Linked DNA regions of Homo sapiens: region 2 is linked to region 1. A link is a loop called in an ENCODE intact Hi-C map of the cell type or tissue named here. Cell type or tissue: PC-3. All regions are shown on one strand. Each heading gives the region's core, and the rest is flanking DNA. Links, peaks and the distances in the headings are about the cores only. Region 1 overlaps KPNA1 (karyopherin subunit alpha 1). Region 2 overlaps PARP9 (poly(ADP-ribose) polymerase family member 9).

Region 1 (15,488 bases), core at 3,962-11,961:
GGTCGGAGGTGGGTGAGAGATAAAGGACTACACACTGGGTACAGCGTACACTGCTTGGGTGTTGGGTGCACCAAAATCTCAGAAATCACCACTAAACAAGTAACTCATGTACCTAAACACCACCTGTTCCCCAAAAACCTATTGGAAAAAAAAAAAGAATCTCATGGACTCCCAGAGAACTCACAGACCACACTTTGAGAACCACTGTTTTAAGAGAACTGAAAGGATAGTCTCCTAAACAGTATACTAATTGTATGAAGCCTAATTTCAATAAGCTTTACAAATTCTTCCTTCATGCTATGCTTTATTTGCAGTCCCATCGTAAATGTGCACCTTCAAGCTATGCTCTAAATTTGCTTTTTAAATAATAAAGAGAACCAACAAAAACAACAACAACCCTGTTTCTCCAAAAACAGATAAAATTCTAACATTTTAAATTTTAACAAAAATTATCTTCCTGTTCACCTTACCATTGGTTGCAATACTCTTTTAATTGTATTTTTTCTGCCAATGTCCCAAAAGCATAGTCCTTACCTTTGCAAATTCTGGAGGTGGACTTTTCCCTCTACAGAGATTAGACAAAGCCCATACTGCATTCCGGGTCATGGTCAGGCGGTTTTGCTTTGAAAATAACCTAAAAGCACGATGGTACAATGGTAAACTATGTAACAGACAGTGATTATCTGATGACATAAATACTAAATAATAATACTTTTGATAAAGAGATGTCTTCAGATAGCTTTTCTCCAGAACATTAAAACTTCATTAATTCTGATGCAAGTAATTCAGAATTCAGAATTTTGGCATGGAAAAAGATAGGGTGCTTGAGGAAATGATCTAAACAAGAAAATATCTGGAATTAAAAATAACACTAGAAAATCCAAAATGATTTCCAAACATGTAATGCTTTCTGAGGAATCTCTTACATTTTTATTCTCAAAAAGAAAAAAAAAGGAAGAAGGAAGAAGAAACTTACTGCAAAAGAGGGGGAAGGATATTGCAGTCTAAGACATAGTCCCTGCACATGGTACTATCTCCAGCAATGTTGCCAAGAGCCCAGACTGCCTGTGAAAGAATCATTCATTAATAAAGGTTACATAGTTTAATTCCCTCATAATTCTTTCAGATGCCAGTATATCACAATAACACGTTCATCAGGGAGTCAAATGAAACAGTTGTAGGATTGGGGGAGGAAGATAAATAATATCCTAAAGTGTACAACAAACAGAAGGTATTCGGTTTATTAAAGGAAAGAACTAATTCATTTTTGTTTGTTTTTGTTTTTTGATACAGAATCTCGCTCTGTCACCCAGTATGGAGTGCAACACAGTGAAACTCCATCTCTACTAAAAATACAAAATTAGCCGGGTGTGGTGGCAGGCGCCTGTAATCCCAGCTGCTTGAGAGGCTGAGGCATGAGAACTGCTTGAACCTGACAGGCCAAGGTTGCAGTGAGCCGAGATTGAGCCAATGCACTCCAGCCTGGGTGACAGGGACAGACGGAAGGAGGGAAGGAGGGAAGGAGGGAAGGAGGGAAGGAGGGAAGGAGGGAGGGAGGGAGGGAGGGAAGGAGGGAAGGAAGGAAGGAAGGAAGGAAGGAAGGAAGGAAGGGAGGGAGGGAAAGGAGGGAGGGAGGAGAGAGGGAGGGAGGGAGGGAGGGAGGAAGCAAGAGAAGGAGGGAAGGAGGGAGGGAGGGAGAGACGGAGAGACGGAGGGAAGGAGGGAAGGAGAGACGGAGGGAAGGAGAGACAGAGGGAAGGAGAGACGGAGAGAAGGAGAGATGGAGAGACGGAGAGAAAGAAAGACGGAAAGATGGAGAGACAGAAAGAGAGAAAGACAGAAAGAAAAAAAGAGACAGAAAGAGAGTATTTTCTTGCTTACATAAGAAAACAGTGAACAAAAAGAAACTTGCTTTCTGTACTTTTCTGCACAAAAGTGGCAAAGACTAGCCACTTTCTTTTTTTTTGAGATAGGTCTCACTCTGTTACCGAGGCTGGAGTGCGGTGGTGTGATATCGGCTCACTGCAGCCTCAGCCTCCTGGAGCTCAAGTGAACCCTCCCACCTCAGCCTCTCAAGCAGCTGGGACAACAGGCGTGTGCCACCATGCCCACCTACTTTATTTTCTGTAGAGACTGGGTTTCGCCATGTTGCCCTGGCTGGTCTCGAGCTCCTGGGCTCAAGCAAGCTGCCCACTTCAGCCTCCCAAGTGCTGGAATTACAGGCAGGAACCACAGCACCTGGCCTACTTTCAACACTTGAAATTTCTACAAGAAAAAACCTCTATCAGTAACTGCTTACATGGTCTAAAAAAGTACATATACAGGGCTTAAAGAATGTCAGGTTTGGAAGGGGAAGATTATTTTATGTGTCTAAGAGAAATTCTGCCTACAGTCACTAAGAAATTTTCTATTTGGTTAAGACTAAATTTCTAGAACACTCCTTTGTGACAATCCATAGATTACCAAAGCCAACTGGTGAAACTCAGCCCCTTATTATGTTGGGAAATTTTGTGGTTTTTTTTGTTTTTCTTTTTTTGTTTGTTTTGTTTTTTTTGAGACAAAGTCTTGCTCTCGTCACCCAGGCTGGAGTGCAATGACGCGATCTCGGCTCACTGTAACCTCCACCTCTCGGGTTCAAGCAATTCTCCTGCCTCAGCCTCCCAAGTAGCTGGGATTACAGACACGTACCACCATGCCCGGCTAATTTTTGTATTTTTAGTAGAGACGGGATTTCACCATGTTGGCTAGGCTGGTCTCGAACTCCTCGTGATCCACCCACCTTGGCCTCCCAAAATGTTGGGATTACAGGAGTGAGCGACATGCCCAGCCAAAAACTTTCTTTCACCTGCTTCTTTTTGTTTCATTTTTACCTGTTCCTGGACATCTTCAAACTCTGAGCTGAGCAACTCTATGAAGATGGGCACAGCTCCTGCCTGAATCACAATTCGGGTCTGAAGAGAATTTCCTGAAGCAATATTTGTCAGTACCCAAGCTGATTCAAACTATAAAGATAAAAATAATTTTCATTATCTTTTTAGAATGTAAAAGTTTGTTTACTTATAACAGTAACATTTTCTGTACATGAAAAAAAGATTCTGAGATCATTATTTGCACATAACCTATCAGTTGAGTACTATATTAATTTTAAAAGAAGAATATCCAGAAGAAATACCTCAACCTAGAAGAATATTCAGGGTGTCTAAAATTTCAGTTCAAGAAAGAGTAAACATGACACCATAAAAAGAATGAGAGAGTGTTACATATGCTGATATGGTATGATCTCCCAAGATATAAATGAAAACAAAATGCAAACAGTGTACATTAATATGGCATTATACCATATTTTCTAAAAGCGTTAAAAAGGAATATATGCATTAATTTACTTATTGCACAGATTATCTTCAGAATGAGTTAGAGGAAACTAAATACTTGTTGCCTGCATAGAAAGGTGATGGTAACTAGGGAATAAGGATGAAAAAGATACTTTTCACTGGAAAGCTTTATGTGCCTTTTAGCCTGTACCATGTATGTTATCTAATAAAAAAGATTTAAAAACTTCTGTAGAATGGGCAAAGTAAAATGGGGGGAGAATGTTAGTGTGAAACATAAAATACAGGCACAGTGAAAAAGGCAAAAGGTATCAAATGATAAGTAGGTGAAAGGAGTTAACAGCACATAATGAAAAGAAATGACAACTTCAAAGAATAAGAGCTTCCAATAAATGAGAGAGCTCCAAACCAAAATACAGAGATAGGACTTTTTGGGCATTCTTAATAGGGAGGGAAAAATGAAGGTAAACTGACTAAAGGTTGATATATAGCATTACAGCACTGGTAAACAGAAGATATAAAGGAAATTATGGCCAACAAAAAATAGAGCATATTACTAAAATATATCTCTAACACTAACTTGACTCTTTAGCTTAATATTGAGAAATCCAATAATGAACTCTTTTCTATTTAGTTAAGAGTTCTTAATTACATTTCAGGTTGTTTCTTCCACCATTCTGTCTTCTATTTAATAAAGCACATACACAGAAAAAAAGAAAAATTCCATGGCATGTCCTTTAAATCAGAGAAAATAACAAGTCGTCATCAAATGACCTGTGATTCTTCTAAGCTTCCAGATTAACTAAAAGGTAGCTGTCAGGTAGAAAACTAAATTCATTAATCTTTGGGAATAGAGGAAGACAGGAAAATGGGCCATCTGATCAAATCACGTTCAAAGCCATGTTAGTGATAGAAAATTCATAGCAGAAGACACATAACCAATGGATGTTCCAAAGAAAACTATAAAAGTGACATACATGAGTGAGGTAAGGTGGTTTAGTAGCAGCAGGGAGGCCCAGAGTAGGAGTACTTCGGTTAAAGAGCCCGTATCTGGTCCCTTTTTGTTATAACAAAAATTCTGGGGACTTACAGATTAAACCCCAGATATCATGAAATAAAAATTCTTCCCATATTTATCTCTATGATTAAATTACTAATGAAAGCAACACTCAGTCCCTTTCAGTACGTCTGAATTAAAACTTGACATTTGTACCGTACTTTATATTTTCTTTTTTTTCTTTTTTGAGACAGAGTCTCAGTCTTGTTGCCCAGGCTGGAGTGCAATGTCACGTTCTCAGCTCACTGCAACCTCCACCTCCCGGATTCAAGTGATTCTCCTGCCTCAGCCTCCCAAGTAGCTGGGATTACAGGCATGTGCCACCACGCCCGGCTAATTTTTATATTTTTAGTAGAGACGAGGTTTCATCATGTTTGTCAGGCTGGCCTTGAACTCCTGATCTCAAGTCATCCTCCCATCTAGGCCTCCCAAAGTGCTGGGATTACAAGCATGAGCCACCGCACCCGGCCACTTTATATTTTCAAAGTACTATTCACATACTCGCAGATGATCCCTACAACAACCCAGAGATGTAAAGTATCTGGCTTTTCTTGTGTACAAATGAGGAAACTATCTGAAAAAAAATCCAACAATTTGACTAATGACTCGAGTAATGTTACACAGTCAAAGACAAGGACTAAGTTACAGCCTCCTAATCTAATACATTACGAAGCCCAGTCATAGTTTCCTGAAACATAATGCTGACCCAGAAATATTTCATTTGCTTGTAGTTTGGATATCTAGTTCAAGAAATTTTAAATAACAGTATGCCAGATTATTTATACTAAAAAAGAAAAAACAAGTTCACCTAAGATGTAGTTTCTTTTGCTTACTAGGAAAATTAATTTGTAAACCAGAGTCATATGATGTAAGTATAAAAGCAAACTGTCCCACCACAAGGCAGGCTCAAAGTTCAATAAACAGTCATCAGATACTGCAAACATAAAGTCAAATAAATGAAAACTCTAAGGAAAAGCAATCTGGAAAAAAAATAAGATCAGAATACATACCATCTGTATACAAGAAAAAGATTACAGTGAGATTTGGATGCAAAAGAAATTATAATAATAACCTGGGTATACAGGGATATAGTACAGAGTTATTGGTGAGAAAAAATTACTTAGAATTCTAATTGGTGCCAGCGTTCAAACTGCTATTTTGAGTTTAGCACCAAAGATCTCAGGGGAAATGAGGGAGAATTCCAGAAGCTACACAAGTTAATAAAATAGAGAAGCAAAACAATTCAAGTGACAATGACTAAGAAAATGAAAAGTAAGTGAATAACAGCCTGAATACAGATGGTAAAAAAAAGAAATTATTACATCTTAGCAAAAGAATAACATGCCAGTTATGCTTATCACTAAGTAGTACACAATGATGATAACCTCTCAATGCAATTCAGGAATGAAAATCAAAAACAGTTTTGCTATTATTGGGGATAGAAGTAGATGGGTAACTGTAACAAGAGGACCACTGAAAATACAACCATATTCATGCATTAATAAGGCAATAAAACACACACACACAGGGTGCTGATTACTTTGCTGTTTTCACTTTGTGAAAGCTAATCAAGCTGTATTTGTGAAATTTTCTACACCCATCTATACATGTGTGATATGTATGTATGTTTATGCAGGTATCCACATATGTATGAGAGGAGGGAGTAAAAAACAGAATTTCCCTGAGTATAGGCCTCTGTTAATGTTAGAAGAAGTAACTGTTAAACGTATTTATGTTTTTAAAAAATTAGATGTACTTTAAACTACATAACTTCCCTTTCATCATAGTCTGTACTTTAAAGCTGTATTCCACTGAGATTTGCCATCTATTTTTTTGTTTTTTCTAAATGTTTCAGCCTTGGGTACTAGATTAGAATTTAACATGAAATAGTTGTGAAATGGGAAAGCCTAGAATTGATGGCAAACACATATGCATAAAGTTATGATAGAAACAGCCAAAAAAATTAATTAAAGTAAGCAACCCTGTTACCAGGAAATCATTAACCTGGGAAAAAAAAAAATCTAAGAAATGGTATTGCCTGAAGTAACAAATGGTGGCCAAATAAAATCTTCACTTCTTTTGTTGTTTTAAACTACTATATTCTTAATATCCAAGAATGGCATCATACAAGGAAACAAGCTATCATGCAGCTGGAACTACTTATAAACTGTAATTCCACTCATTATTTTTCACTGTCCTGAACTCACTAAATAAGGCTACACCTGAAATCTGCACACTGAAGGTTTGATGTTTTCTCTCTTCCCTTTCTTAGTCTCTACCTTCTGGCGCTCAGTTCCTTAAATAAGGAAAATGAGAATCCAAAGCTGAAGTACTTCTGACCTCCTATCAAGTTTCCCACTCCAGGTTGAGGTACGCCTGGTTCCCTTTCTCCATTTGGATCAGGACTCTGTTGCTGGCCACTTTGCCGGTTCCACTCTGGTTCCTAGCAAATGCCAGGCTCACCTGGAGAGCAAGTGAAAAGAAAGGCTCACATCAGAAAAATAAACCCAGATAGCAAACTCTGCAGAGAACAGTGCCTGAGTCATCTGAGCAACTTTCCAGGAAAGGCAGAGAGATCAATGAAGATGGGAAAAGACACAGGAGGATGAAGGCTTACTGCAGTTTATCACATTAAGCTTTTAGAGGGGACAAGAAAGGCAGAAAAGGGGAAACTAAGCCAATGTAATTCAAATTTACAACTTTTCAAGGATTATCTGTCTAATATTTGGAAATAGAAGGCAATATATTTATTTCTAGCTATTTTTATAAACTTCTATAAGAAAGTTTGGGAATGCCACATCTCAGCATTGCAAAGGACAGCACAAAGATACTGGGCCTGGACTCAAAGAAGCAAAAAAGTAGGCTCACAGACCATGCCATAAACCAGACCAGTCTCATGACAAGGGCTCAAGTCTATCTGAGACCTAGATGTCACTGAGCTTGAGAATGCGCTTAGCTAAAAGCCATTGTCTGCTTCCAAAATCCTAGATTCCACCCATGTTCACCTTCAGCACCTGGGTAGCAATGCTCAAAGCAGGCACTTTTATCTCCCTGGTTTGAGGTACCTTACTGACTTGGGAAGCCAGAAAGAACATAAAAAGACCCTTCAATAGGATTCACAGTTCTTTATCTATGGAATGAAGAAATTAAGTTTGTCCACAAGATTTATTAGTGAGCTGAGCCATCAAATTTCCTCTTGGCACCACATAGCATGACTCTCCTTCTGGAAGAGAAATGACAAAAGCCCTATTCCAAAGGTGCATTATTCAAGTTCTAGTAAGCAGGTAAGAGTATCAGGGATAGCTTACATCTGTCTGCTCTCCAAGAAGGCAGAGGAAGGAGTAACCTCCAAGCTTCCCAGAGCATGTCTAATTATTTGAAAGCATGGTAGATCATCAAGTCTCCTGGCTTTAAGGTCTCTCTCGATATATTTGCCCCCTTGCTTCTGAGGTGGTCAAAGGTCCCCACTAGTCACAGTGGAGGGAGAACACCATGGTGTCCTTAAATGTGCACATAAAAAAGCTAGAGATGGCCCTTAGATAACAAACAGTTGGTTATTTCTCAGAGTTAGGACAGCTAAGACTATCCTCATAAAATCATGAGGTTATCACTTCCGGAGGAATCATTTTGCAATATTTCAGCCTAATTATTAGTTTGCACAAGGGTGGAATCTGGGAGTTTACATAGAAGCAAATTAGAGATTTCTGAAGGCTTTCATCTTCAGATGTGTTAAAATACAAGTTCCAAGATTACAGAGTAATGAATTAAAAAAAGATGTAGAATGTCTTAGCCAGAAGAGGGCACTGTCGGAGAATGTACTTGTACTTTTTAAGGAGTACAAGGGAATGCAGAGATGGGGAAAGATCCATTTCTCCGACTTTTTTCATTTTAGATCTGAAAGGTTATATACCATCTATATTTAATGCATAAAAGAACTACCACCTAATAAAAACCGCCAGATCAAGGAGTAAATTCAGTATCTCTCATCTACTCTCATTCCCAGAGACAGGAAAGAAACACTTTTTTCAGCATGAACAAAATAATTTTCCCTACCTCCCTCTTCCTACAAAGCATTTCAAATGATAAACTGCAGTAAGGTTCCTCATTTGGTCCCTCTGGTTCTCGGCAGGTTGCTTAGGGGATCAGGCTCTGTTCTCTGCAGTGTTGGTTGTCTGGATTTCCTTTTATCCTGAGAAAAGTCTCTCTTCCCTTGCTCTCAGGGTGAACGTGATTATTTTTCAGGTGTCTGATGATCCTGGCCTTAGATGGGGACCAGAATTACAATCCAGGAGGCAGCTAGCAAAACAGAACCTTAATTCAAATGAGCATGGGAACTGGTAAGTGTCAAACTGGAGAAGAAAAACTGATGTGACATTGAAGTACTCTACCTTTTCTGGATTTCTTGTTTTTCCTCTGGAAGGAACTCATCACCGCAACAAAGAGTGTAAAACAAAGAGAAAGAAGGGATAGGAGGAAAGGAGAGAAAACATCAAGGCAAATCATCAAGTTGTATGAATAATCTATAATGGTGTAGACAGTAAGGAACCTGGGGACAGGAGCTATCACTTAACAAAAATGCCCCAGTGTCTACATGGCTCCAGCCTTAGAGTAAAGAACAGCACACAAGGGGTGGGGGATATCTTTGATTAACTAGTTTTTGGCAAATATTTACTTAGAAAGATAATCCCATTTTGTGATCAACTTGGTACCTAACCAATTTTTATAGCTGCATAGTCTCAGGGCCCAAGCCTTTGAGATTAGATCCTACAGGTGAGAATTTAGGGATCACATGTATTTGTAACTAATAAAGGCACTGACTCAGTTGGTTACTCCAGGGAAGTTTACTAAAAAATCATCAGTTTCTAAAAACCCAACTTTATCCAGGGGGAAAAAAAATAGTAGTTTAGAATTTCTAGGATGAGAGTCAGCTGACTGTTGGTTTCTTTTCTTATGAAAATTATTGAATACTTGGCTGGGAGCAGTGGCTCACACCTGTAATCCCAGCACTTTGGGAGGCCAAGCAGGTGGATCACTTGAGGTCAGGAGTTTGAGACCAGCCTGGCCAACATGGCAAAACCTCATCTCTACTAAAAATAAAAGAATTAGCTGGATATGGTGGTGGCTGCCTGTAATCCCAGCTTCATGGGAGGCTGAGGCAGGAGAATCACTTGAATCTGGGAGATGGAATTTGCAGTGAGCTGAGATCTTGCCACTGCACTCCAGCATGGGCGACAGAGCAAGACTCTGTCTCAAGAAAAAGAAGAAAAAAAAAAAAAAGAAAATTCTGAATCCAGAGATTACAAAATTTCCTCTTGGAATCCCTTATATAGTACAGTACTGAAAGCCTAAATTGACACAGCAATAAGTACACAGATTCCTGACAAAGTTATCTCCTTATCGGCTTTTTGTGGGGTGGAGGAAGAATTAATTAGGAACAGATTTGGGAATTAATAAGACTCTGATCTAGCCCATGTTACACCATCCTGAGAAAGCCACCAAGTATCATCTAAAACTCCCTCAACACCAAATTTTATGTAGCCCACACATAAGTTCCTGGCTGTAATGGCTCCTCTGCTGTAAACATTTCCCTATTAGAGAAGTATTATCCACAATCATAAACATTTTAAATGATTAAAAATTATAATAATAATAAAGAGTATAACGAAGGCCTACATGTTAACAAAGCTATGAAAGCAGCTTGCAATGTAGTTGTCAGGAATATCATTATAAACAAACTTAATTCTTCATACAGATAAAAATTAGTAACAAATTTGTGTACAAAATAAAAATTTTCAAAAGGAATTAAGTTATGAGGCAATAAATAAAAATTATTCGCACCTGCAGTGTACAATTCTCTTTTCGTTTGAGGAACTCCACAAACCTGGCCACTACTCCTGGTGTGCTGATAACTTCATCAATAGGAGGGTTAGGTTCTGTTTCCCCATAAAATAAAAGAAAAAAAAAATCCTTTGATTTCAATGCAAGAACTTAACAGCTCAAAACTTCTTAACATCCCTCCCTCCATTTACCATCTCTCATGCTGGAAATCTACCTAAAACAAATGAAATGTCAAATTGGGTTTATCACTTTGAGGACAGGGTAGTCTGAAATGTTTCACAATGAAGACAAGTCTCAATATGAGAATAAAGGATGGGAAAAATTCTTAAAAATTAAATTACTGCCTCCACTTTTTAGAAAACCTAAAAAGCAGGGGGCAAAAAACCCCTCAAAAGACCATTGTTAAGTGTTCTGGTATACTTCCTTCTAGCCTGTTTCCTGTACATGAGTTTTAAGTCTAACTGCTCTTGTCTGTTGTAAATCATCTTAAGGAATTGCATTACAAGATTCTCAATAGGCCTGCAGAATTTAATTTTGTACCTGTAGGAGCTAGCAAGAATTCACGAAGATTGACTTGCCAACTTAGTCTCACTTTCATTCATGATAATACAGTATCCTATAAATGATGTCACTCAATAAAAACTTATAAGGCAAATAGGAGGGAAATGTCATAGACAATCAGATTAATAACTTCAGCCAGAGACTGACAAAGTTACTGACAATATGCGTGTGGCAATGCCAGAAAAATGGCAATTAGATCACAATACTACTAGGGAGATTCTTACCCAAGTCGATGGCCTTACTGAAAGAGGTGACTAATGGTTCAATGTTCATTTGGAAAGGACTCTAATGACATGTCATTTACCTGGTTGAACATTTATATTAACCACGCAGGTAAGCACAAAAAAACAAATTTGATGATTACAATAAACTAGTTAATATGCTGAGTTACAGAAATAACACAGAAAAAGAACAATAAGTCAGAATAGGCAACAACAACAACAAAAAAAAACAGAAATAAAGCAAAGTTCAGCATCTAAGTTTTTTAAATGGCAATTTTTAAAAATCTACATGACTTCACAAACAAAACCTAACAACAGTTCGTGAACAAAAGCACTAGGGAGTTTAGTTTGCTGAAAATTCAATAAAATATTACTATGCCATGACTATCAAAATAACTAGCTACCTTGGACTACATTATCAAAATAGACACTCTTAGGGCAAAGAAGGTAACCTCTCACCATACCCTACATTAATAACAACACATCTGAAATATTGGATTCTAGTTATCACATTTTTAAGAGGTATGCTGGCAAACCAGAATACATGCAGGAAGGTAGCAGAATGGTGAAAGCCCTTAAAAAAAAAAAAAAGCACATTACAGAAGAAAACCATTAAGCTTAGCATGTTGAAAGAGATAAGACTTTTTTAAAAGGGGTGAGGAAGTGTACATTTCCTTCAAATATTTTTAATAAGCGGTCTGCAAAAGACAATATTTTTTTGTCATAGTAGTAGTTTTTTATTCCACTTAACCTCAAGGGATATATTAAATTTTTTTAAATCACTAATGACTCTAAACAACCATAACTTAATACTGGGGGGTTTAAGTATTTACTACCAACGTTATAATCGGGTTCAGAATTCTTTTTACTTGCCCAGGTTGATAACAAGTATCAGATTCCATTCTACACTAATTATATCAAAAAAAGTACTTACCAGCCGGGTGCGGTGGCTCATGCCTGTAATCCCAGTATTTTGGGAGGCAGAGGCAGACGGATCATGATAGGATATCGAGATCATCCTGGCCAACATGGTGAAATCCTATCTCTACTAAAAATACAAAAAAGGCCGGGCGCAGTGGCTCACGCCTGTAATCCCAGCACTTTGGGAGGCCGAGGCAGGAGGATCACAAGGTCAGGAGATCGAGATCCTGGCTAACACAGTGAAACACCGTCTCTACTAAAAATACAAAAAATTAGCTGGGCACGGTGGCGAGCGCCTGTAGTCCCAACTACTTGGGAGGCTGAGGCAGGAGAATGGCGTGAACCCGGGAGGCGGCGCTTGCAGTGAGCCGAGATAGCGCCACTGTACTCCAGCCTGGGCGACAGAGTGAGACTCCATCTCAAAAAAAAAAAAAAAATACAAAAATTAGCTGGGGGTGGTGGCGTGTAACTGTAATCCCAGCTACTCGGGAGACTGAGGCAGGAAAATCGCTTGAACCAGGGAGTCGGAGGTTGCAGTGAGCCAAGATCGCGCCCAGCCTGCACTCCAGACTGGCAACAGAGCCGTCTTTAAAAAAAAAAAAAAAGGTAATCACCCTGCCCACCAGTAAATGCATTCCTAACTTTCAGTGGTAAATTGCTAACATTAAAATCAACAATCATAACTCTTTCAAGGAGTATTTTTAAAGTCACTCTATAAAAAAAAGTCAGTCTCTCAATTTGAATTAACATGATACTGACTACTATTCACTATAAAGTCTTTTATAAAATAACCCAAAAATGAAAATAATTCTGTTTTCTGATCCTGGTGAGATCCCACAAATAAATAGGAAACTTAAAATTTAGGCATGGTTCACAATTACATATATGTCTGTATTTTTATTCTTTTATTGATAAAAATACTCCAACACAAATTACCTGTGGTATGAAAAACAGACTATGGGAAAGTAATTTTGTAGAGAGATGAAAAAATATACTGAACATATTCATAGCTCACCTTTTGAAAGCAGCTTCCTGAATTTCTGTGTTGCTGAAAGCTGTTGCTCTGGGCTTTTGGAAAATATCATTTCAATCATGTCAGAAGTGATGACACCACCCTGCGATCACAAACAAAAAGAACATATAATAAATTATCACCCTTAATTCAAAGGAAAGAAAGATAACAGATATCATGGCCAAGTTATTAAGTTAATCATACTTCCCCAGAAGTTACATAAAGGTAGGACAATCTTTACATATAGAAACGTGTAAGATTATTAATAATATAATGAAGCCAAATTCTTTGTCTATCATTAAAAAGCTCACAGTAGAAAGTGATCTTACTAGTAAATAAGACAAGGAGCTTATTGCTCTTCCCCTCCTTGCTCATCACATAGCTGGCTATTCTTTCTTATCAAAATTAAATGTTAAGTTTTAAAAGATGGCTTTTCAAGACCTCCAAGCCTAAAGTAGCCACTTTATCTCTATCACAGCACCATATTTCAATCGTATGCCCCAGCCCTTATTACACTCCCAGATATTTTTCTGTGTTCCTCCAGTATACTGTAACTTCCTTGTAAGCCCAAGACCCTGTCTGTCTTACTCTATCACTAAGGGCTGGTGTACTGTAAATGCTCTGCAATACTTATTGAGTGAGTAAATAGAGTGGTCCTGTATAAATCCAGCCACTGCCAAATTCAACAGCTGACTCTTAAACTTATTTAAAATTTCTTTCTTGTTTTATTAAAACTTTCCAGTTTCCCACTACCTTCTTGCTTTATTAGAATGTTTCCATTTCCCACCATAACTCATCCCCAGTATTAGCAGTTAATTTTCTTCTCAGGGTCATTTGTCAGAAAGAAACAAAGTTCTTATTTCATGAAGGGTAGCAGTCAACAAGATGAATTGTGAAGAAAGCTGCACTAAGCTGTAAATGCTAGATGACTGGTAAGCAATACCTAAGAATCCTCATAGGGGAATATATGACGCATTCTACTCAAGAATCAGAAAAGTAACTATTTTCAAAATTGCAAGACTGATTCCTAAATCAAGGTTTCTATATGATTTGTTATGAATATGTTTGCATAAACACATTCATATATATATATACACACATTAAGCAAATATCTTTTTCTTCCCTCTCTCATCCTCTTATAGCAAGCTGTACTGACTTTACATTACACTATTTAAGTATTGTTAACTTTACATTATAATATTTAAGTCACAGGCTATCAAGGACAGGAGTGAACATCACCCAAAGATTTTGCATCCTCTTCCGCAGAAGGAGTTAGTAAAGATGTGCCTCAACTTACAATGAATGGGGTTATGCCCCACTAATCCCATCATAAGTTGAAAATATTAAGTAAAAAGTACACTTAATACACCTAACCTACCAAACTTCATTGCCTAGCCTAGCCTACCTTAAACATGCTCAGAACACATACATTAGCCTACAGCTGAACAAATGATCTAACACAAAGCCTATTTTATAATAAAGTGGTTGACTATCTCGTGTAATTTACTTAATACTGTACTGAAAATGAGAAACAGAGTGACTGTATGGGTATTCAAAATACAGTTCCTACTGATTGCATATTGCTTTCACACCACTGTAAAGTTGAAAAATCCTGACTTGAACCCTCCTAAGTCAAGAACCATCCATACATTTTTAGTTGCACAAAGGAAAGTTGTAATCTGGCTGGGTGCGGTGGCTCACGCCTGTAATCCCAACACTTTGGGAAGCCAAGGCGGGTGGATCACGAGGTCAGGAGTTCAAGACCAACCTGGCCAATATGGTGAAACCCTGTCTCTACTAAAACTACAAAAAAATTAGCTGGGGGTAGTGGCGCACGCCTGTAGTCCAAGTTGGCCTCATCCAATCAGTTGAAACCCTTAAAAGCAAAGACTAGGTTTTCTGAAGAAAAGGGATTCAACAACATCAACTCTTAACCTGAATTTATAGTGGGCCAGTGTGCCCTACAGATTTCACACTTGCCAGCTCCCAAAGACACGAGCCACTTTCTTAAACTAAATTTCTTTCTCTCATTGGTTCTGTTTCTCTGGAGAACCCTAATACAATCCATAAAACACTTTATATTCACTTAACACTCTCTTCTTAAAAAAATTGGAAAGACTGGCTTTCTGAAGGGCCTAGAAACTTTCATCACAAAATGATGGCATTGGCTATGTCTGTATGAATTCCAAAGGAAATAATACTACCCTCCCAACTCTCAAAGAAAGCTGGTTCATGTAAACTGGAGATCTATGAAATGAAATAAAAATAAAAACTACAAAATACTATGAATAGTATGCCACCATTTACCAAAAAAAAAGGTGGGGGAGAGGAGAACATTTTAATATACAAAAGTTCTCAGAAAGAATAAATAGGAATTTAGTAATACTAGTTGCCAATGGAGAAAAATACTAGGTGGCTAAGCGGAAGAAAGATTTTTCTTCATTTTTTTTAATTGTACTTTTTTTGTTACTACAAACAACAGTACCTTTTAGGAGATAATTTTCTTTTTAAAAAAACTGTGTGTGTGTACACATATATATATATGTACA
Region 2 (17,144 bases), core at 654-8,653, 75 kb after region 1:
GAAACTCTTAAAAAAAAAAAAAAAAAAAAAAAAGAACCATTAGTGTTCATAGAGAAGTTAATGGTTTTCAAAGTATTGCACATTGATTAGATTAAATTATCTGTGATTTGGGTAGTAACTCCACGTAAAAGACAAAGATCTGAGATTCAAAGAACTTAGATTCAAGTCAGTATTATCAACTAAGTAGCTGACAGAGCATAACAAAAGGAAGGTTCTGTTTCCCTTAGAACATTGTCTGACTTCGGCCGGGCGCGGTGGCTCACGCCTGTAATCCCAGCACTTTGGTAGGCCGAGGCGGGCTGATCACGAGGTCAGGAGATGGACACCATCCTGGCTAACACGGTGAAACCCCGTCTCTACTAAAAAAAATACAAAAAAATTAGCCGGGCGCAGTTGGGGGCGCCTGTAGTCCCAGCTACTCCGGGGGCTGAGGCAGGAGAATGGCATGAACCCGGGAGGCGGAGCTTGCAGTGAGCCGAGGTTGCGCCACTGCACTCCAGCCTGGGCAACACAGCGAGACTCCGTCCCAAAAAAAAAAAAAAAAAAGAACATTGTCTGACTTCTACATGCTACAAATAGGGATATTTCCAGAACTCTCAAGAAGATGGTTTGAAAATAGCATCTAATAAGAGAAGACGGAGTGCCTCCTAACCTCATGAACAGCATTACAAGAAAAATATGTCATCTGGGCCCGGTGGTACACACCTGTAATCCCAGCACTTTGGGAGGCCAAAGTGGGTGGATCGCTTAAGCCCAGTATGGGCAACATGGCAAAACCCTATCCCCACAAAGAATACAAAAATTAACCAGGCATGGTGGTGCACACCTGTAATCATAGCTACTCAGGAGGCTGAGGTGGGAGGACTGATTGAACTCAGGAGGTTGAGGTTGCAGTGAGCTGTGATCGTGCCACTGCACTCCAACCTGGGTGACAAAGCAAGGCCCTGTCTCAAAAAAAAAAAAAAAAAAAAAGGAAAGAAAAAGAAAAATATGTCAAGGGGAATGTGGAGTATATAAAATGACAGTGTGCATACTTCATTGTTTAGGAAAAGCACTCCTGGATTTGGAAGGACAGAGGCATTCTAGTCACCAGGAGGGTATTGTGTACTCTCCATGGGTTGGCACAATACCTCATGAAGAATCTCCACGTGCATGTTATCTAGGTCCATGCTCACCGGGCAACTTTCCACCCATCAAGCACTCTGGGGACTGTGATACTAAGGAAGATATGCCCTATTCCCACCACTAGAAATGAGTACTCTCCATTCTGACACATTGCCTGTGATCTGTATTATCTTCTTTGGGGTATTAAAAACACTCAGGAGGCTGAGGGCCAAATTCTGGATCTCGAAGTAATCCCTGTTCACTGCCCTTTCTGACCTCACTTAGAGGGAAAAAAATTATACCTTCTTTGATGCCATATTATCCTTCCTTCCTTTCCTTTTTTCATTTCTTCCCTCTCTTTCTTTATGTGGGATGTAACCAAACACTTTTAGGCTCAAGAGCAGAACTAAACAACAGAAACGTACTATGAGTCACACATGTCGTTTAAAACTTCCAGGCTGAGTGGCTCATGTCTGTAATCCCAGCACTTTGGGAGGCCAAGGCAGGAGGATTGGTGGAGGTCAGGAGTTTGAGACTAGCCTGGGCAACACAGTGAGACCCAATCTCTACCAAAAATAAAAAAATTAGTCAGGTATTGTGCCACTCACCTGGATTCCCAGCTACTCTAGTAGCCACATTTTAAAACATTTTTTTAAAAAAGGTGAAATTAACATTTTTATTTAAGCCATTCAAGATGTTATTTTAACATGTAATCTATATTTTGAAAAGTATTAGATATTTTACATTCTTTTGTAGTAGGTCTTTGAAATCCGGTGTGTATTTTATACTTACAGCATCTTTCAATTTAGACCGGCCACATTTCAAGTGCTCAATAGCCGCATGTAGCTAGCGGCTACAATATTGAACAGTGCAGCTCTGGAAATTTAAAAGTGAGTAAGATATGATCCCTATTCTCAACATTTCACAAAGGGAAGTCTCATCATGTAAACAGATAAAATATAGTACAATTTATGTGGCAAGGTAATATTTTGAGATAAAAATCAAAGATTTTCTTTCCCGGGAGTTTCTTCTTGCTCTTTGTTCTTCCACCTATTGAGTCCTTGCTACTTCTTATTAAGGGCGAAAAGGATAAAGATGAGAACAAAGTCTATATATAAATATATGTATAGTTTTTTGAGAACTGCCTGCTGGGTGCAGTGGCTCACATCTGTAATCCCAGCACTTCGGGAGGCCGAGGCGGGTGGATCACGAGGTCAGGAGTTCGAGACCAGCCTGGCCAACATGGTGAAACCCCGTATAACTGTATGTATATAATTGTATGTATCTATATGTTTGTGTTTACAAGTACATATATATATATGTAATTATTTTTAATTCACAGAAGAGAGTATGGTCTTGAAATTCTGGCTTTCAGAGTTAGCTTTTCTGAGAGGAAAAGGGCTTTTTGAACCAAAAGCTAAAAACCAGAAGGATTCAGAGCATGGGTTGTTTTTTTTTATTATTTTATTTTGTTTACCATAAATGACAGAGCAGAGAGTAATACAAAATATTCTAAGAACATTTTTCTCATTTCAAGACAAATGAAAGTTCTTTCTTCCAGCTGGTGGGAAAAGAAGTATCAGAAGTGATGTGACTAGAGCTCTTGGGGGAGCTTGGGAAAGGGCTCCCTTCACTACCCCCACTCCCTTGAGAGCCCTGGGAGTCAAGAGGGGGCAGAACAATGGAAATCTCGGAATAAGAACAATTGGAGGGACTCACAGAGCAGACAGGACCCTGGCCTGACTCTGGTGGGTGCAGTCCCTCATCCAGCTTCATCACCTGAGTGGAGAGTGGCAATGGCTGGAGAAGTCTCTGGAGCAGGTGAGGACCACTACCCAAGACCCTGCATTCAGCTTGGAGGATGAACATGCTCAAAAATTTCCTGTGTGGCAGGAGGAACACAGACATGGCCTGGAAAGGAATTTCTTCAGCATGGAAAAGACATAGAGTGGCCTGTGCAGACACTACCTGAGTGTGAAAGGCACAGGAGACTGCTAATGACCAAAGCTCAGGTGGTTTATCAAGCAGAGGACAATGGGAGCCATAAGCCAGACAACCCTCCCCACAATGCCTCTCCCAGCATAGACAAAAGAGGAGAAAAGGGGCAAACATTGCAGGAACTGAGTTTCAATCTTGAAGGGACTATGAAAACTCTGAAAATGACTGAGTTCACCTTGAACTGTCAAGATTCAAATTTTCCACATCTGTGGTCATGGGGAACGTGAGAGTTGGGTAAAGTTCCATTATAGAGCCATAAAGGAAATGAGTTCTATGCCTGAGTTTTGTAGGACTACAGATTTTAGTACTTATTAAAGTTATAGATGTCATAACAAAGGAATGGAGGTATGCAGGAGCACAGAGGAGGAAGATACTTACTAGGCCTGTAGGCCTGCAGGAAAGATGCCAACCAGGAGATGCCATTTGTACTATGTCTTAAAGAATAGGGGTTTGTAGCACTGAAAAGGGCAAGGAGGGAAGTCATTCCACAGACAACGGGATAGAGGCATGAAAGTAAACAGCATGTTTAGGGAACTCTAAAAAGTTAATGGCTGCAGTCTTGAGGAACATAGTGGGTGATGACTGCTGAAATAATGTGGGAGCTAGGGCCTTATATTCTCTGCTAAGGAGTTTGGGCTTTTATCCCGTAGGCAACTGGGAATACAGATATTAAGCAAGAATGTAATTTTTAGCGTGATAATTCTGGTGGTAAAGGATAGATTAGGTAGGGGTGTGTTTTGTGGCAAGGAGAGGACCTAGTAATAGTCTAGGTCTGAAGGAAGATTAACTAAGGCAGTAGGAATAGAGAGGTGAAACTGGGCTGAGATCTTCATGAGAGTGAATCACTAGGACTGGGTGAATGCCTGGGTATAAGGGTGAGGGAAAAGGAGGAATGGAGGATGATAATGTTTCAGCCTTAGGAAACCTGGTAGGTAGATGGTGATGATACTAACCAGGTTAGGGAGAATCAGCAAACAAAGGGCATATTTCTTAGGGAAAATCATGACCAAGAAAAGGGATCAATTTGAGTTACCTATGGGACATCTGGGTAAAGATGTCAAAAAGAGAGTGAGACATATGAACCTGCAGGTCAGGAGAGAGGTAGGGAGTTAAGAGTTAGAAATTCCTAAGTCGTCATCATTGAGGTAGGAGTTGAGGCCATGGGAACAGGTGCCATCACCAAGGGGGACATCGTAGAGGAAAAAAGAGAGAAGATAAAGAATGGGCAACAGGTGAACTCGTGAGATTATAAATTGTAAGGGCAAGAACTCTATGGTTTTTTATTTACACTCTATTTCTAGTACCCCTAGCACAGGGCCTGATTCATAGAATGTGCTTAATAAATACCTGTGGAACAAATGAATCAACCCAGTAAGAAACTGCATGTGTAGATGCCTTCTTGCTGCACTCAACCAAGTCCTACAAGCAAGAGATTTATTCAGAACTGGTTGGAATGCAAACATAAATAGAAAAAAGAAAATAAAGGTTTGTTAACAGAAGTTCTGTCTCCTTTGCCTGTGGGTGGCCATCTAAATTGACTGAGAGTCCTATAATTTGGAATATTGCACGGCTGAAAAAGCTAAGAGCTTTTGTACTCCAAATAACAACAGCTTCAGTGGTAGCAAGATTGGTGTCTCCTGGGCTTGTCTGGCACCTTCTGTTAAGAGTTCTCTCTAGCCTACAGAGATGAGTCAATTGGTGCAGGTCACATTATGAGTCATGTCTGAATTGCCTCAAGGCAGTGGCTGTTAAGCTAAGGGATAGGGAGAAGGGCAGAGCACACAGACAGCAGGTAAGAGACCAAAATCTTGAGTTGAAAGACTATATGGAGACAAGATCTGTGGTTAGGTTATAAAGACATAAACTTAACCAGAAGAAATTAGGCCTCGTGCCCACTGAATTTTTAAAGGAACTGTATTGCTGAAGAAACCACAAGCCTGGTTGCAACAGCCTGAGCACATTCTAGCCTGTGAGAAAATCCATGGCTCCCTGATAGGCAATGAACCTGGAAATAGCCAAGGGCCACAATATATAAGGAAGATTTTCCCAGAGTGCAAAATAAAGGTTTTACAACATGGAATAGGGAGTCCTCTCTATACCTGTTCGGCAGCATGTAGATAAGTGGTGTGAGCCAGTGGCTGTTGTGTGTTTTGCTTCTCCCCTTTCAACATGAGAGTTTTCATTGCAGTTTTCCCGCTCCTTTTTATATCACTATATAATGAGTATGTTGGGGGCAGTATCTTGCCTTTAAGCTTTAAGAGAGAACTGCCTGCTGGGCATGGTGGCTCATACCTGTAAGCCCAACACTTTGGGAGGCTGAGGTGGACGGATCACGAGTAGCTGGAGATCAGCCTGGCCAACATGATGAAACCTCGTCTCTACTAAAAAAAATACAAAAATTAACTGCACGTGGTGGCACATGCCTGTAATCCCAGCTACCTGGGAGGCTGAGGCAGGAGAACTGTTTGAATCTCGGAGGCGGAGGTTGCAGTGAGCCAAGATGGTGCCACTGCACTCCAGCCTGAGTGACAGAGCAAGACTCCGTCTCAGAAAAATAAATAAATAAATAAAGAGAGAACTGCCTGAACTTGAGCTGATGATGAGTCTGGCTAAGACCTTGGGACCATATTCCTTGGGAGGATAGTGGGTGTCTTAGATGTTTTAGTAAGAAAGATGTGTATAGATGTTGGGTAGGCAAGTAGCAGAGTCTGTCACAGGACTGAAAAGAGAATACTCACTAGATTTGGAAAGTAAGAGCACAGCGATGATCTTAATGAAAGTAATTTAAGTAGAAGTAGTGGGTGGGGATTGCAGAGAAGCCAGCTTTAGGAGCAAATGGAAATTATAGATTTTTTAAGACTTTGCTAATGAAGGGACTATACTGATCATCACTTTCCTGATTGCCCCAAAAGGCTTCTTGGTAGGGATTCATTTCTCTATTTTTATCCCCAGTAATTGTCTATGTTCAACATTTACCCCAAGTTTTGCCTATGTTCTCTCCAGAACAAAGAAAAGATGATTTCTAGAGCCTTTGCATCCTAGAAACCAAGTCTATTGGAATTGACTCCTCAGCAAGGATCATGCTACATATGTTGAAAGATAAAGATCAAGAGCCACATATTTAATAGACCAAGCAAAATCAAGCCACCCCGCTAAGTATCTCTCCATAATTTTTACTAAATTTCTTTTCCTCTTTTGGAGAGAACTAAAGCCAGAAATCTTCATTAGTGACTGAGGAGTAGAGGGGGCAATATAAGAATTATATATGCAATGTTTTTGTACATCTGAAAAGAGACATGGGAGTTACACATAGAACTCCTATGGATGAAGAGGATCTTAAGATGTTATGCACTTCACCTGCCAAATGATACCTAATTCATTCACTAGCAGGCTATAGGAAACAAAGGGATGAAAGAGAAAAGACCAACTTTCTTAAATTTGGGAAAATGCCCTTTTAATTAAGGGATGAGGACGGTTCAGTGCTGTTGGTAATAATTTTGTTGAGATAAGTAAGGCAAAAAAAAAAAAAAAAAGCCTCAACGTGTTCTCTGCGGATAGGACACAGAAACACATAAAGGAGAAAAACAGTGAACCGTAGTTCTTACTGCTCACACTTTTCATCAATGTAAAATGCATCAGCAACAAAAGATACGAAGGAAAAGTAAAAAATACCACTCTTTCCAAAATACTTTGTGACCTGGGTCATCATTTGTGACCTCTAAATCACAGTCACAAATGATCCCTTCCCCACAACAACAAATGCTATCAGTGGAAGAATCTACTGATGTCAGCTCACCAAATTCCACAGAGTAGCCCCAATGATGAGGCATTGACACCTACCGCAAGGTGTCGAGTACATTCTTTGAAAGCCAACTCTGCATACCACATTGCAGAACTGGTATGGGACTTGCTGAAACAGCCTATGGCTCACAGGTTGCCTGTGCAGTTTTTCTTCCATCATTTTCTTCTTTCTTTGAAAGGCAGCCATAAGGACCTCATTGTCTATCTTCTCCACCTAGAACCATAGAAAAGAAAGACTGAAAAAGAGGCTAGAGAACCGCTCTTTAAATTGCCTGCTATACTGCTTCAAAAATAAAGGAGCTTATGTGCATAATACTACTTTGCATGCAATTCGCTTTTCATAGAAAGTTGCAAAAGAGTCTCTCCTCCCTCTAATCCTCTCCTATTTTGATTCGTTCTTCAAAATTCCCTGCCCCTTCTCTAATAAATTCCTTTAACAAAAATTCACTGACCTAGACATAGTCTCTGCCCTCTTAAGCTCATAGTTTAGTGAGATAGAAAAATAGGTAAACAATTATAACACAGTGTGATAAATGCTATTCCACTTCTTTTATTTTGCTCAAAGACGGGCTTCCTGGATCTGGAATCCTTGCTTCTGTGTGTCCTGATGTCATTCCTACCTCCCGATTCCAACTATATCCCTCGTGCCTGCCCTGCCCTGCTCTCTTTTCAGTCTTACTGACCTAGGATTCCAAGTCCATGAGCAGCCAGCTTAGAATCATCAGCAGGTGAGCTTTTCCTTTGGCTACAGAAACAAGTTAATTAACAACAAAATGAGCCAAATCTTCCCCTTTGTTAGGTATACCTTTAGAACCTGCAAACCACATTTTTCAAACTGTTTCTTTTGATCTAGAAGCTCTTGAGTTGGAGGCACAGGACATTTCAGAAATATGATATTTTCTTTCATTTCGTCTTGGGTTTTTTGTTGCTGAATAGTCCACTGTCCTAAAAATGAGTAACACAAAAACTTTACTTCAATGCTCTGAGAGAGGAGAAAAGAAATTTAATGAAACAAATTCTAGAAATTTAGAGGAAGGGATTAGCCAGTTTAAATTGTGTGCCTCATGTGTTTAGGACATGCGAGGAGAGCTATAATACTACGAGCGGTCAGGATAAAATAAAGGGGTAATAAATTTGTCTTTGGATGATTTGAATCATGAGGCTAAGGGGATGTGAGTAAAAGGAGCATAATATATACTTGCTTCTCCACAATCAATGCTGTAATGATGAGAAATAATTGTGTTGCTCATAGGAAATGTTTTTATTTCTAGCCCCAATGCCTATCAGCAAAAACAGACAGGCATTAGAAAATATTAAGTAAGGAATGATGGGAAATGACATGACATTTGTAAAACACTTCAAAATTTTCAGTTTCCTTCCTTATTTGATCATTATAGCACCACCACGTAATAATTAACACAATTTTACAAATAAAGAAATTGAAGTTCAAATAAGTAACTTGCCCCATATCACACACCTAGTAAGTAAAGAACTAAGATTACAAACCTGGCTTTCACCAATGCTTTTTGTAAGTGACAAGGCAAAATACTTGGAACATGTATCACTCATATACCACCCAATGAAGAAGAGCAAAATTTGGAGATTAAGAGTCTATGATGTCTTGTTTTTCCTCCCTTCCTCCTTTCTCCTCCTCCCATTTCCCTCCCTCCCTCTCCTTCCTTCCTTACTTCCTTCTTTCCTTCCTTCCTTCCTCCTTCCTTCCTTTTTTTCCTCCCATCCTTGTTTTCAACCTGTTTTTGTCCAAGGGAGCTCCTTACTGGACTAAATATACAGGTGGACAAATGAAAACCAAAAAAGACTTGTTTTCTCTTGGTTTACTTTTAGTTTGACTTAAGACCAAGTATACTAAAATGACCTAATCCCTGGTTCATTATCTAATTGAATGGGCTCAATTTAACCACAAAAAGCAGGTGACGAATTGAGGGGAACTCACTAGAGAGCCAAGTTGTAAATCTGAGAAAGTAGGAGGGACAAAACTCCATAGCAGAGGAGTTGCAAAGCCCAGAAACTACAACAGAAGACTGTAAATTAACTTTGGGGAGCAATAGCTCATATTTATAAGGTGTAATATTAGAGTTCAGTTTACTTGAGTTCAACAAACATTTGCCAAGCTCCTCCTACATGTCAGGCACTGGGCTGGGCACTGGGGACCCAAAGATCACAAACTTCTGCCGTTGGAAATGCCTACCAGGAAGGATTAAGAGTGGCATAAAAGAGAGGCCATGCCTAACTTTGATTTAAAAAATAAAATTATTGTTCTGATGGATATTTGATATTCCTTATAATGATAACTCATCTCAAAATTATCCATTTTGTTAATGAAGATCTTAATCTGATTAAGACAGGGCAGGTTTGCCTGAACCTCTAAGGCTTCTATGGAATAATATGCTTAGTCCTCAACTACCAAAAGTGCCATCGTGCGGCAGAGCAAGAGACTTATATGACTCAAAATTGTCAATAGCTGGGAGCATTGGCCCACCTTATGATTTCAGTTAATTTAAAGCAATGCCACACACACACACACACACACACACACACACACACTCTAACAAAATAATGCCACAAGTTTTATAGGAGATCCATGTTTCTTTGTATCCTGTTCCCCTAAGCTGGCACTGGTGTCAGTTTCAATACCTACATTCACTGTTTCAAAAACTAAGCGAAAATCATAATCTTGGTTCTTATGCTTGTGTATTCTTTTTATCCATGTTTTTTTTTTTGCCACTGTGTTTTCTGTGGGATGTAAATACAACATTTATGGCGAACTCTCGCTCACTCTAATCATTTATTCCTGCATTATTTTTACAAACACATGGTGAAAATAAGGTGTCCTTTGAAATTTTGCCTCTGAATTTTTGTACCTCTTACTAAATCCATTCTCCACATTATAACCAATGATCTTTCTAAAAACACAAGTCTGATGTTAACTTTGCTTAAAATTCTTTAAGGTTCCCTATTTGTTTCAAGAAACTCTCTGTACTCTTTCACGTGATTTATAAGGTCTTGCATAATCCAGGCCTTGCGACAATCTTATTTCTTGACGTTTTCTTTCTTTGCCTGACTTCTACCTATTATCCAGTTCTCCATTTATGACACCTGTGATAAGCCCTTCCCTGACTTCCCAAGTCTGGGTTAGGTGCCTCTCCGCAGTGCTCCCAGAGCACTTTTCGCTCTCCTCTATCATCACTAATCTGTGTGCTCGTCAAGGTCCCCCATTAGACTTTGAGCAGGAACAATGTCTATCTTGTTTATTGCTGTAGTCCTTGCACCTAGCACAATGCTTGGCACGTCATGGGTGCAATATGCATTAGTTGAATGATATCTATATCTATCTCTATCTCTATCTCCCAAGATGGCATTTCTTTCTTTCTTTCTTTCTTTCTTTCTTTCTTTCTTTCTTTCTTTCTTTCTTTCTTTCTTTTTTTTTTGAGACAGAGTTTCGCTTTTGTTGCCCAGGCTGGAGTGCAATGGTTCGATCTTGGTTCACTGCAACCTCTGCCTCCTGGGTTCAAGTGATTCTCCTGCCTCAGCCTCCTGAGTAGCTGGGATTACAAGCATGGGCCACCATGCCTGGCTAATTTTTTTTGTATTTTTAGTAGAGACAGAGTTTCTCCATGTTGGTCAGATTGGTCTTGAACTCCCAACCTCAGGTGATGCGCCCACCTCGGCCTCCCAAAGTGCCGGGATTACAGGCGTGAGCCACCGTGCCCAGCCCCGAGATGGCATTTCAATAGTATAATTTCCTAGTTAGCTCTAGGGCTCTGTTAAAAGGATCTCTCCAGATCCAAATTCCCACGTGTATCCTGATGAGTTTAGTCCCGCTGAATGGGAGATACTTGAGTGTACCTCACATTACCAATGTATAACTTCATTGGCGAGAGGGCTCAAGGTAAGTAATTTTAGCGTTCCTAATGCTGTCAGTGACAAATAAATACAATAAAACTTGATAAAAGAAATAAGTTAATCAGATGGAATGTGTCTACACTTGAGTGCTGCATCTGAAGAATTAGAAATGTATACTTTTCCCCATGGCTTGGGCTTGAGTTTTACCACTGCCAAAATTCCATGTAATTGCCTCTTAGACAATCAAGGTTATTACAAGTAAATAAAATTGTGTTTGTGTATGTGTTCACAAATAACCCTGATTGTCAAAAGAGAGCAAAAAAATAGCTCACAAAGGCTTATGATCTAACAAAGAACCAGAATGTTTGATCCCTCCTCTCTCCTTCTGTCTCTTACCCACATCCATACATACACGCTCACACCCAAAAGAAGAAACAATGGGGAGAATTTACTTTCTAATTTGATAGAAAGTTACTCACCTAACGAGCGCCAAAGGCCTCGCTCCTTTTTCCTTGCCATTTCCTCCTGTACTTTACAAAGCATATCTTCAATGTTCATAACCACCTCAATGAGGTCAGCCCGGGCTCCTTCAATCTCTAACTCTGTCCTTCCTGGGCTGATAATTTCTGTGATGGAGACACTTGAAGTTTTCTGAAGCTGAGACAAAATGTCATGTTCCTTTCTCCCAAGGTACAGAATATGATTATTCTCAATGATGTGGTGGTTCTGGAGACTCAGGATTCTTTGGATCCATGCGTGGGCCTCATACATCTCTTCCACGTTGAATCCCATCAGATTGATGGCAGGAGATCTAGCTTCAAGCCCATTTTCTCTTTTCTCCTCTCTGGTTGACTGGGGGACTGAAATGACTATAATAAGCAACCATGGAAGACTAGCAGTTTTTTGTTTTTTTTTTGAGATGGAGTCTCGCTCTGTCTCACAAGCTGGAGTGCAGTGCTGCGATCTCAGCTCACTGCAAGCTCCGCCTCCCGGGTTCACGCCATTCTCCTGCCTCAGCCTCCCGAGTAGCTGGGACTACAGGCGCCCGCCACCAAGCCCGGCTAATTTTTTGTATTTTTAGTCGAGACGGGGTTTCACCGTGTTAGCCGGGATGGTCTCAATCTCCCGACCTCGTGATCTGCCTGCCTCGGCCTCCCACAGTGCCAGGATTACAGGCGTGAGCCAACGTGCCCGGCCGACTAGTGGGTTTTAAAACAGTGCAGAACAAAACACCATGGCCAGTGTTTTACCCCTATGATATTGTCACCACTGTCAGCAGTAGCAGCTTCAATTAAGTACCTATCTCTGAAAGCTGCATTGGGTATGAAGGAAATCAACCTGTATCGTTTACAGCCTCCTTGGGAACACAGAGTTTAGCTTGTAATGGATTAGCTTTATCGTCTCTTGCCTCTGCTATGTTGCATTTGGCAGTTCACAGATGAGTTCACCTTGTGATCTCACCCTGGATGTTAACTAAGTATTATTTCCTGCTGAATAGGATTTTCCTTAACCTCTTGCTACTAGTTTTAAAATCAAACATCTCTGAAAGACACAGAGCTTGAAGAGTCAAAATTATTTTTTAAAAAACAAACATGAATCTCTGATTTTAAGAATAATACATGTTTATTATTTAAAAATTGGGAAATTATCGACATATAATGGAAAGAAGAAATACCTGTAATTCCACTACTCAGGATTCCTCACAACCTTATGAGAAAGATACTAGTAGTTGTCCCATCTCACCAACAAGGAAACTGATTCACAGAGTCATTAAGTAACTTGCCCATGGCTATAGGACTAGTTAGTGGTGGCCATGAAGCTAGTAGGTATGGGCATCTGACTCCAGTGCTCCCACATATGCCTCCCAGTGAGTAATATCTGAATAGCAGTGGAAATTCTCATCTTTCTCCTGAGATCTCAGTTGTGTGGTACAGGAGCTACAAAAGAAGTATAAGGACAGACCTAGAAGTAAGATGGGGAGGATGGCCTTCCTCTGAGTAAAGATAAAAAAGACAAAAGCCAAGGTTTTAGACAACAGTAAGAAGTAACCCAGGTTTTATATTGGAGGCATACTTTTTTTAAAACCCTTGTTCTGTCTAGGAGATTATATTATTTTTTAGGAGAAAATAAAAACAATGCATAGTGATATTGCATTTATCCATTATTATCAAGAGAAACTTCTTTTTCTTCTTCTTCTTCCTCTTCTTCCTTTCTCCTCTCCCTCCCCCTACCCCTTTCTTCTCCTCCTCCTCCTTCTACTACTACTTTTTTTTTTTTTTTTTTTTTTTAGAGACAGGGTGTCACTATGCTGGTCTTGACCTCCTGGCCTCAAGCAATACACCCACCTTGGCCTCCCAAAGCACTGGGACTACAGGCATGAGTCAGCATGCCTGGCCAATAATCATAATAATAATAATACTAATTTTTTTTTTGAGACAGAGTCTCGCTCTGTTGCCCAGGCTGGAGTGCAGTGGTGCAATCTTGGCTCACTGCAAGCTCCGCCTCCCGGGTTCACACCAGGCTGTCGCCCAGGCTGGAGTGTAGTGGCGCAATCTCGGCTCACTGCAGCCTCCGCCTCCTGGGTTCAGACGATTCTCCTGCTGCAGCCTCCCGAGTAGCTGGGATTACAGGCGCCCACCACCACACCCGGCTAATTTTTGTACTTTTAGTAGAGATGGGGTTTCACCATGTTGGCCAGGCTGGTCTTGAACTCCTGACCTCATGATCTGCTCGCCTTGGCCTCCCAAAGTGCTGGGATTACAGGCGTGAGCCACTGCACCCGGCCAATAATTATTATTCTAACTTTAGTATATGTGTTGGCAAAGCGAGCACTATTCTTCTAGATAAGTAAATTGTTCGGATCACTAAAGGATAACTCTTCTAGCACCAAAATACACTGAATTTTAACTCTGAGTTATCTATTTATTTTTTTGAGACCAAGTCTCCCTCCGTTGCCCAAGCTGGAGTGCAGTGGCACAATCTCAGCTCACTGCAACCTCCGCCTCCTGGGTTCAAGCGATTCTCCTGCCTCAGCCTCCTGAGTAGTTGGGATTACAGGCACACGCCACCATGCCTGGCTAATTCTTTTTTGTATTTTTAGTAGAGATAAGGTTTCACCATGTTGGCCAAACTGGTCTCGAACTCCTGACCTCAGGTGATCCACTTGCCTCGGCCTCCCAAAGTGCTGGGATTACAGGCATGAGCCACCGTGCCCGGCTGAATTAAATATTTCTAATGATAACGTACCACCTCTCTGCCTTCCTAAATAGTTTTTTGTTTGTTTGTTTGTTTTTTGTTTTTTTTTGAGACAGTTTCCCTCTTGTTGCTCAGGCTGGAGTGCAATGGCGCAATCTTGGCTCACTGCAATCTCCACCTCCCACGTTTAAGCGATTCTCCTGCCTCAGCCTCCCGAGTAGCTGGGATTACAGACATGTGCCACCATGCCCGGCTAATTTTGTATTTTTAGCAGAGATGGGATTTCTCCATGTTAGTCAGGCTGGTCTCGAACTCCCGACCTCAGGTGATCCGCCTGCCTCAGCCTCCCAAAGTGCTGGGATTACAGGCGTAAGCCACGGTGCCCGGCCCTTCCTAAATAGTTTATTTAACCTTTCCTTGATAATCTGAGATCATCATCATTAATCATTTTGTTTATTTGTCACCCAGGTTGGAGTGCAGTGGCACAATCATGGCTCACTGCAGCCTTGACCTCCCCGGGCTTAGGTGATCCTCCCATCTCAGCCTCCCAAGTAGCTGGGACTATAGGTATGCACCACCACACCTGGCTAATTTTTGTATTTTTTGTAGAGATGGGTTTTAACATCTTGCCCAGGCTGGTCTCGAACTCCTGACCTCAAGTGATCCACCTGCCCTGGCCTCCCAAAGTGCTGGGATTACAGGCTTGAGCCGCCATGTCCCTTGATTAATCATCTCCATGTTAATTATTGTCCTGTGCTATATAATTCCTTTACAGATGTCCGCAAGAATTACTGAATTAAATGGTGACATTTGCCGCCATTATTCAGATTAATGACATACAGACCTTTTTATGTTCCTTTTTTATGTTATCCTCACCTAAAACTCCTCTTATGTACCCACCATGGATTCCCTGTGGTTCCCCAAACATGCACTGGATTTCTTTGCTCCTGTGGGTTTTCTCTACCTTGGATGCCCCACCCTACCCTCTCTGGACATTGGAAATCTTGCCATGCTCAAAGCCCAGCTTAGAACCATCTCATTCATGAAGCCATTCTTGATCTTTTCCAGTCAAAAGGAATCCCTTTCTCCCCTTAGCTAACTGGGGAGTTTGTCTATCTTCCCAGTCATTATTTATTGCCTGGCATTTGTTTAATGCTTTCAATTTATAGAACACTTTTACATACATAATCTATTATCCTCACAATGTCTGTTATTATCATCATTATACAGATAAATAAACAGGATCATAAAAGGCACAGTTCCAGGCCAGAACTGTTAATGCTCTCCTTCCTTACTTACAGCACTGCCAGGCCACTGAACATTCCATCTCAGTCCACCCAAACTCCACTAAAAGAATGATGTTATATGCCTGTAATCCCAACATTTTCGGAGGTGGAGGCAGGCAGATCACTTGAGCCCAGGAGTTTAAGACCAGTCTGGGCAACATGGCGAAACCCCGTCTCTACCAAAAAAAAAATTAAATAAAATAATAAAATAAATTAGCTGGGTGTGGTGGCATGTGCCTGTAGTCCAAGCTACTTGGGAGACTTAGGTGGGAGGATGGCTTGAGCCTGTGAAGCAGAGGATGCAGTGAGCTGAGATCACGCCACTGCACTCCAACCAGAGTGACAGAGTCAGAACTTGTCTCAAAAAGAAAAGAAAATATGCTCGGCATCAAAATTGACTAGGGAGCATTCAAAATAGATATGCTTGGCCCAGACCCAGAGTCCCTGAATCAGCATCTGTAGAGTTGGGACAAATACATATTTTGGGGGTTTTGCGTTTGTTTGTTTTTTAAAGTTTCCATCATGATCCCAGTGATTACTTGGGTTTGAGTAACACTGAGTTAACCCATTTATCTGGCATTACTGAGATGTGTTTTCCATAATTACAATAAGTAACCCTATTTAGATGTTCAGAGCAGAAAGAGTGACTGAATGCCAGTTTATGGAAGCCAGAACTTTTCCTTGGGAAAAAATTATAGATATCTATTTATGAATCAACCACCCACATCTTGGATTATCCACTGCAACTCAACCTTCCTCTGTTCATATCATGAAACTGGACCAAGCAAGAAAAGAATCATGATCAGGGTAGAGAGTAGGCAGGTATCCAAGCAGGACCACAATGCAATACCTTTGGCTTATTTATTCTTCTTCTCCCCTCCGTTAGTTCAGATGATCAAGAATAGAATGAGCCAATGGTGGGCGACCCTACTTATTGGCCTGTGAATTTCTTACTCACCACTGTAATTGTTCAAACTCAGCATCTTGGACCTCTTTGCCATTTCAGAACTGAAAGCCTACAAGAAGCAAAACAGAGCAGAGAGTCATAAGCAGGGCTGATAGCCATTGTCATCAAAGTCTCCCTCTCTGCACACACAGCACTTGACTTCATCCACTCTGTCAGTCCCATTCCTACTACCACAAATCTAAAGCAGCCTTTAGGAAAGTCCCAGAGAAGAGGACCTCAGTCTATTAGAACACGGAAAGAATAAGCATAGGAAAAATGGAGATGAAATCAAAATCTGGTATAAATAAAGAAGACTATACATTCCGAGACAAAATATAACCGTGCATTCATTCAACAGATTTTAATGCCCTGCTTGTGCTAAACTAAAGCTGTGGATATGTCACTGAAGAAGAAAACTATAGGTAACTAATAAAACACAAATTCATTTAAAAATGGTATACACACCAAACTTGGTCTGTAAATTGAATAATAAAATAATCTGTTTTATGTAAGTTAATTCCTATAGAGTGCTTAAAATTGTTCCTGGCTTGTAGTAAACATTAAGTACATGGTAGCTATTGTAATTGTTATTATATGAAAGTCTATAGACAAAGATTTGTGCATATTGCAACACAGATCCATTAACATAATGTCTATTAGAAATAACACATCTCACTTAGCTTTTGGAGCCATGGTATTCACTGTCTTCCTTGTTCAAAGTAGATACAATTGGCAATATAGATGGTCCTGACTTACAATGGTTTGATTTAGGACTTTTAGGCTTTATTGATGGTGCAGAAGTGATATACATTCAGTGGAAACTGTACTTGGAATTTTTAATCTTGAGCTTTTCCCAGGCTGTTGACATGTAGTAAGATGCTCTTTCATGATGCTGGGCGGCGGCAGCAAGCCAAGCTCTCAGTCAGCCACGTGATCACAAGAGTAAACAC

Evidence for each region. A loop is a pair of places that touch in the nucleus more often than their neighbours do. Peaks named below come from ENCODE experiments on the same cell type or tissue, not always from the same donor. Only the 100,000 strongest peaks of a DNase experiment are listed, where the experiment ranks them.
Region 2: a loop joins it to region 1, with 6 times the contacts of the local background. A loop is called at or near these places in 3 of 110 quality-filtered maps.

Annotation. Positions count from the first base shown.
Region 1 is chr3:122,451,000-122,466,487 of GRCh38, forward strand. KPNA1 (karyopherin subunit alpha 1) reads right to left here. Exons shown (of 14, transcript NM_002264.4): 4 at 12,943-13,042; 5 at 10,225-10,319; 6 at 2,871-3,002; 7 at 977-1,065; 8 at 535-634. Among named protein-coding and RNA genes, the nearest start is that of WDR5B-DT, 43 kb to the left of the region's middle. In PC-3, for the core only: a CTCF peak has its summit at 8,177 (motif pointing right); a DNase peak (open chromatin) is centred at 8,222.
Region 2 is chr3:122,529,226-122,546,369 of GRCh38, forward strand. It overlaps PARP9 (poly(ADP-ribose) polymerase family member 9), which reads right to left. Exons shown (of 11, transcript NM_001146105.2): 7 at 16,207-16,264; 8 at 11,247-11,627; 9 at 7,709-7,848; 10 at 6,943-7,117. It overlaps LOC105374071 (a long non-coding RNA gene), which reads left to right. Exons shown (of 5, transcript XR_001740869.2): 4 at 1,899-1,994. Among named protein-coding and RNA genes, the nearest start is that of KPNA1, 23 kb to the left of the region's middle. RefSeq lists a silencer at 4,657-4,951. In PC-3, for the core only: no CTCF peak of the experiment used is centred there; a DNase peak (open chromatin) is centred at 4,856; H3K27ac peaks cover 1,649 bases.